Regions from separate parts of the Homo sapiens genome. Here region 1 is linked to region 2. Evidence: chromatin contacts called from ENCODE Hi-C or POLR2A ChIA-PET data. All regions are on one chromosome and are shown on one strand. Each heading gives the region's core, a stretch centred on a gene start or an enhancer-like site at or near the end of the contact. The rest is flanking DNA. Distances are from core to core; before and after follow the strand shown. Region 1 holds the start of AP5S1 (adaptor related protein complex 5 subunit sigma 1). Region 2 holds the start of ZNF343 (zinc finger protein 343).

What was found. Hi-C counts contacts between places; a loop is a spot of excess contacts on that map. ChIA-PET counts read pairs that join two places held with the same protein, here RNA polymerase II (POLR2A). Pooled maps may share reads with other maps.
Region 1: a pooled map shows a loop between it and region 2 (9-fold over the local background). The contact joins the promoter of AP5S1 here to the promoter of ZNF343 in region 2. A Hi-C loop is called at or near these places in 5 of 50 pooled maps. POLR2A ChIA-PET finds 5 or more read pairs at or near these places in 2 of 52 experiments (GM12878 and T-cell).

What each region holds. Positions count from the first base shown.
Region 1 is chr20:3,819,265-3,821,995 of GRCh38, forward strand. AP5S1 (adaptor related protein complex 5 subunit sigma 1) reads left to right here and starts at 1,283. Exons shown (of 3, transcript NM_018347.3): 1 at 1,283-1,494. RefSeq lists a silencer at 807-1,086 and enhancers at 1,083-1,786, 1,327-1,666.
Region 2 is chr20:2,507,504-2,510,203 of GRCh38, forward strand. It overlaps ZNF343 (zinc finger protein 343), which reads right to left and starts at 1,412. Exons shown (of 6, transcript NM_024325.6): 1 at 1,378-1,412. RefSeq lists enhancers at 677-736, 1,387-1,696, 2,238-2,700.

The sequences.
Region 1 (2,731 bases), core at 33-2,532, 1.3 Mb after region 2:
CCTGGGCAATACAGTGAGACGCTAACTCTACAAAAAAATTTAAAGTAGCTGGATGTGTTGCCTGCCTATAGTCCCAGCTACTTGGGGGGCTGAGGTAGGAGCATTGCTGATGGGAGCGGGCAGCGAGGCTGCAAAAAAAAAAAAAAAAAAAAAAAAAGCCGGGAAAGGGAATTCTAGGCTGGGGGAACAGTCAGTGGGGGAGGCTCCGAGGCACATTTGGGGGACAAGGCTGAAGCCATTCACATGCCAAGAGGTAAAGGAGGTGCAGCTTCATGGTCGCGGTGGGGGTGGTAGTGGTGGTGGTGGCTGGAGGAACACATGCAAGTCAGGCAGTGAGGCCCAGGCAGGCCTTGTGGGGCCCCCAAACACCAATGGGCCAAGCCTCCAAGTTGGGGCTTTTACGTAAGGCTCTATAGGGGTTAGCGCCAGAGTGCCCCTTTCAGGTTTAAGGTATAAACCTCTTCCCTGTTGTTTTGATGGCCTCCAGTCAAGAAGGGGGCTTGCTGGTCAGCCCTACTAAGCGTTCGCCCTGGGCGACACTCTACAAGGTTTTACTGGGGCCCAATGAAATTGACAGATCTGCCAGGGACACACACTGAGAGTCCAGAAGCAGCGTTCGAATCGTTCTGCGCCGAACCGAGTGACAGCATTAAACCGCTGCAGGAACCCACAAATTCAGAATCTGCGCAAAATACACATATTTGTATTTAAAATCCGCGCAAAATACCCATGTGCCTAAATACACATATTTCCCTCCAAAGTCATAATTTCCGGGGGTACAGCCCAGGAATGTACATTTGAACTGGTGCCCCAGTGATTCTCACGCATGTTGGCTAGATAAGAACTCAGCCGCAGCCCGTAGCTGCGCGGCCCGGCCTAGGTCCACCCGCCGCCCGTCCCGGAGCCTCCTAAGGCCGCAGGCGACGCGCCCCGCCCTCCGGGGACAACTAGGCCCCGGCCTTTTCCGCAGACTCCGCGCTCCGAGCCGCGGCGCCCCCTCGCGGCCGCCGGGGTCGGCAGCCTGGGGCTCCGCTGATCTAGGGCAACGAGCGGGGGACGCTTCGAGCCCGCAGCGAGAGTGACCAGCATGGTCCCTGCCGGCAGCTCGGGGCCGGAGGGTTTTGACTGCAAGGCCAGCCCACGCCGAGGGTCCAAGCATCGGGATATGCCGCCAGCACCTGGCTGCTGCAGCACCGCGCTGGACATGAGCGCTCCGCCCAACCCGACGGCGTCAGCTGGCGCGCGCGCCCGCGACCGACGTGCGCAGGCGCCCACGGGCCGCGCAGCCGCCATTGCTCTCCTGCCACGGAGGGGAGCGCTTGGTGGCAGTCCGCGGGCCCGGACGGAAGGCTGAGGCGACGCCTCGACGACAGCGGACCGGAGCTGCAGGGGCAACACATTCAGGGCGGGGTGCCCCATTTAGGCCTGGCTGACCGGAGTAAGAAACTACAACCCCCGAAGTGCCTTGCGCCTCAAGGTTACGGAGGCAGTGACGTAAGCTGTCTTGACCGCTACCATTTCTCTAGTAGAGGCGGGACGCGGCGGCGCGGAGTGATGACGCGCTCTGCTGGCGGCTGGAGGGTTGCGGAGGTCAGCAATTGGGTGCTGGGCTCCGGTTCTCGAAGTGCCTTTGCGAACCTGCTATTTTACCAGTTTAAACTGACGGTCTGTTTAGCCTTAGCTACAGATACCCACTGACTGTGTACCCGCCGCCTTTCAACCCCCGGGCCGGCCACTGAGCCAGCCAGATAACCATTACTATTATTTAGTTTCTATTTTGAAACAGTTTCAGGTAACTCCTGTATGCACTTGGATGAGATTCACAAGTTGTAACCTCATTTGCCCCATTTACCTTATTATTTCCTCTGTTTTTCTCTCTGCCTTTTTTCTTCCCTGGACCAAGTGAGTTAGTTGCAGATATGAAATCCTGTTTCCTCTATATTTAGAGGCCCATCCGTGTTTATTTTCTAAAAACAAGGACGAGCTCCTGCATTCAAAATCGGGTAACATTGGTCAAGACTTTTTCTGACCCATAGTCCATATTGAAATGTTTTTAAAGTTTTTATTAGTGTCCTAATAATGCCCTTTATGGAAATTATCCTTTTGTTTTTCTTTCTTTTTTTTTGAGACAAGAGTTTCCCTCTGTCGCCCAGGCTGAAGTGCAGTGGTGCGATCTCGGCTCACTGCAGCCTCCCCTCCCGGGTTCAAGCGATTCTGTGGCTTCAGCCTCTCAAGTAGCTGGGGTTACAACCATGCGCCACCATGCCCGGCTAATTTATTTTTAGTAGAGATGAGGTTTCACCATGTTGGCAGGCTGGTCTGGAACTCCTGACCTCAAGTGATCCGCCCACCTAGACCTCCCAAGGTGCTGGGATTACAGGCGTGAGTCACCACACCTGGCCCAAATTACCCTTTTCTTGGTCCAGGACCCGATCCAGGAGTACACGTCGCATTCAGCTATCTGGTCTCTTCAGTCTCCTTCGGTCTGGAGCAGCTCCTCAGGTTTTCCATGACCGCATGACCTTGACGCTTTTGAAGATACCTGTTGTTTTGTAGAACTAGGTTTAGGGTGGTCTGAGATTTTTTTTGTTTGTTTGTTTGTTTTTCTTTTTTCTTTTTTTTTTTTTTTAGTTTATGCCTATTCTGCTTATGTATGTCTGAGATTTTTTATCACTGGATTCTGTTATGTGATGTTGTTCAGATGCTGTTATTCAAAGTGTTCAGCCTCACT
Region 2 (2,700 bases), core at 162-2,661:
GGCAATTCCAGACACCATGCAAGTTTTACCTCCCCAAAGCTCCATGAGTTCTACACCTTCCTCAAATTGACAATGCTAGAAAGTGCCTAGATTTGAAGTCTAGCTGTGGAGCGCCACACGCTTAGCCAGCTGGGCCAGTAATGATGTCAGCAATGGCCAATCCCTGTGGGGTCTGACAATTCTCAAAGTGTATCCACACATAGGGTTGAGGGGATGTAGATGAAACAAAATTGGCCATGAGTTAACAAATGTGGAATCTGGTGACAGGTCCGTGGCAGTTCACTGAATAGCTCTACTAGGTAGGTTTAAAATTTGTCCCTACGAAAAAATTAAAAATAAAATTAAACGCCTGATATCCAGAACTCACCATATGCCGGAAGTGATTTGGATTGTTAACTAGAAGCCGTCAGAGTTCCCCACCAGACCTAACCCTTCACAGCCCCAAACCAGATGTTTGGCCCTAACATGTGAGGGAAAAGCAGTCCAGGAAAGGAGTCAGCCAGACGGGCCACCCAGATGACGACCAAACCCAGGAACTTTGCCACAAAGCACAGGGGGCACCTCCCACATGACACACCTTGAGACAACAGGTCCCAGAGAAAAGACCTGCCCCCATTCAAAAGAGCTGCCTAGATGCCTGTCAGAGTGATACAGCCCACCACTATCAGAGGACGAAACCTCCCTCACCTCCCTAAAAACCCCAGGGACTCCTGACCCAAGACACTCGCCCAGGCCCTCTCAGGATATTTTGACCACGTCAAGCTCACCTCCACTTCCAACCCCCCAACCCCTAATAAACCAAGGTCCATCAAGCATCAAGGCCTGAGACGGCCTCCCCCTAACCACCCCGGTCACCACTCGGGACATATCCAGCCCCACCCAAAAAACAGAAAAACTCGGTGATGCAGGACTCAAGACGCTCCCCAGCCAAAAACCACCCAGGGATGTGCGGACCTAGCCACGTCCCCACCCCAGCCGCGGGGATGTTGGTCCATTTGGCCCTGGCAGAACTCAACCCCACAGCCCAAATAAACCCCAGGACGCACGACTGGGGCCGCCCTCCGTATTCGAAAACTGGTTGACCCAGAATAATCCCGCCTGGTTCAAGACAGGCATTAGAGTTCTAGGTCACTCTCGTCCCCCCGGGGGGAAAAAAGGTCCGCGGAGGTCCGGGCAAGCAGGGGCTCACCCCATCGCCTCGCCCCAATGAGCACCGCGAGCTGCGCCCTCTCCTCCAAAAACCAAATATCTCCAACCCGCACTCCCCATTGGCCACACTCTACCCCGCGTCCTAACCTACGCTCGGCCTTTCCCGACCCTCCTTTCCCCACGAGAGAGGGCATCCTGGGGCCAAGGAGCCGCGGAGGCCGCGCTCACCAGAGCCAGCGTGCCCGGGATCTCGGCCACCGACCGACGCCAGAACTACAATTCCCAACATCCTCGCAGGCTTCGGCTCCCATTGGCCGCCACAGAGCCACTTCTGGGCCGTGCAACGGTTACTTTTCCAGGACAGTGACCACTGCAGTGACAGCCTCTCCGTCTCTTCTTAAAATACCCATGTTGAAAACAGGTTCTGGCTCCCGAGTGAAGTCTCTGTCCCCTTGGCCCATTCTGCAAAAAAAAGACTACACTCCCCACAAGCCTCTGCGGCAGCTTCCGCAGGCGCTTCCGGAAGCTGGGGTCAACGAGAGAAGTCATTTCCGATTGGCGAATCTAGCGGGAGCAATGCGCTGTCTGTCAGGCGTGTGTTGGGTACAGAGTTTACTGCACCGGACCACCTGAATTCCCTGGGCTGAGGCTCCATAGCACGCGAACTACCTTGCGTGAGCACTATGTAGATTCGACTTCGTGTTGCCTGTGACACACAGGCAGGGCAAAGCCGCCTCCCAGCGTCTCAGTTGAACCCTTACCCTCAACACCAGTGCACTCCTGTGGGTGGCCTGTAGTCACCTTTCTTGTCGAAGTCCTCAAAGTTAGGGACAGACTCTCATCCAGTTTCTGGAGGGTGGAAGCTTCACTCAGGCTGGAGTCTGGCTCTCTGGCCTCTTATCTAAGATCCCGGTTCAGATCTGGGCTACTAGAGCCGGGCGTGGTGGCGCGCGCCTGGGATTCCTGTAACCCCGAGGGAGGCTGAGGCTGAGGCTGGAGGATGGCTTGAGCCCAGGAGTTAAATGTATATATTTTAAAACTAATAATATTTTTAAAACTGGGCTACGCTGGTACCTTCTGCAACACGGCAATTAGGGGTTTGCAGATCAGACCTTCAGCTCATAGGAGGCGCGTTTAAATCTTAATGGCAAATACAAATTGAATTAAATTTTACTTGTTACTGAAGGGGAAATAAACCTGACCTCACGCCCTTGGAGTATTTCCATGAGAAATCTATGTATAAGTGCTCCTTTGATATGTACCTGATACTTTTGAAAGGCTGAATAAGCACCTGCCAACTTTACAAAAGAGGAATGTTTCCCCCAAAGGCCTGATGAGCCATCTCTTTGAAATGTAAACAGTGAAGAAGATAGTGCCCTTATCTCCCTGTCACCTTGGGAGTTTAGCTTAGGTGCCTAGCTCCAAACTCGTAACTGCCCGCTTGTCACAGATAAAAGTTTTATTTTTTCTTTTTGATAAAGGCAATTAACTAGTGTAGATGGCTACTCCAATTACCAGGTGAATTTAGAATGAATTATGAAAAATTGTATA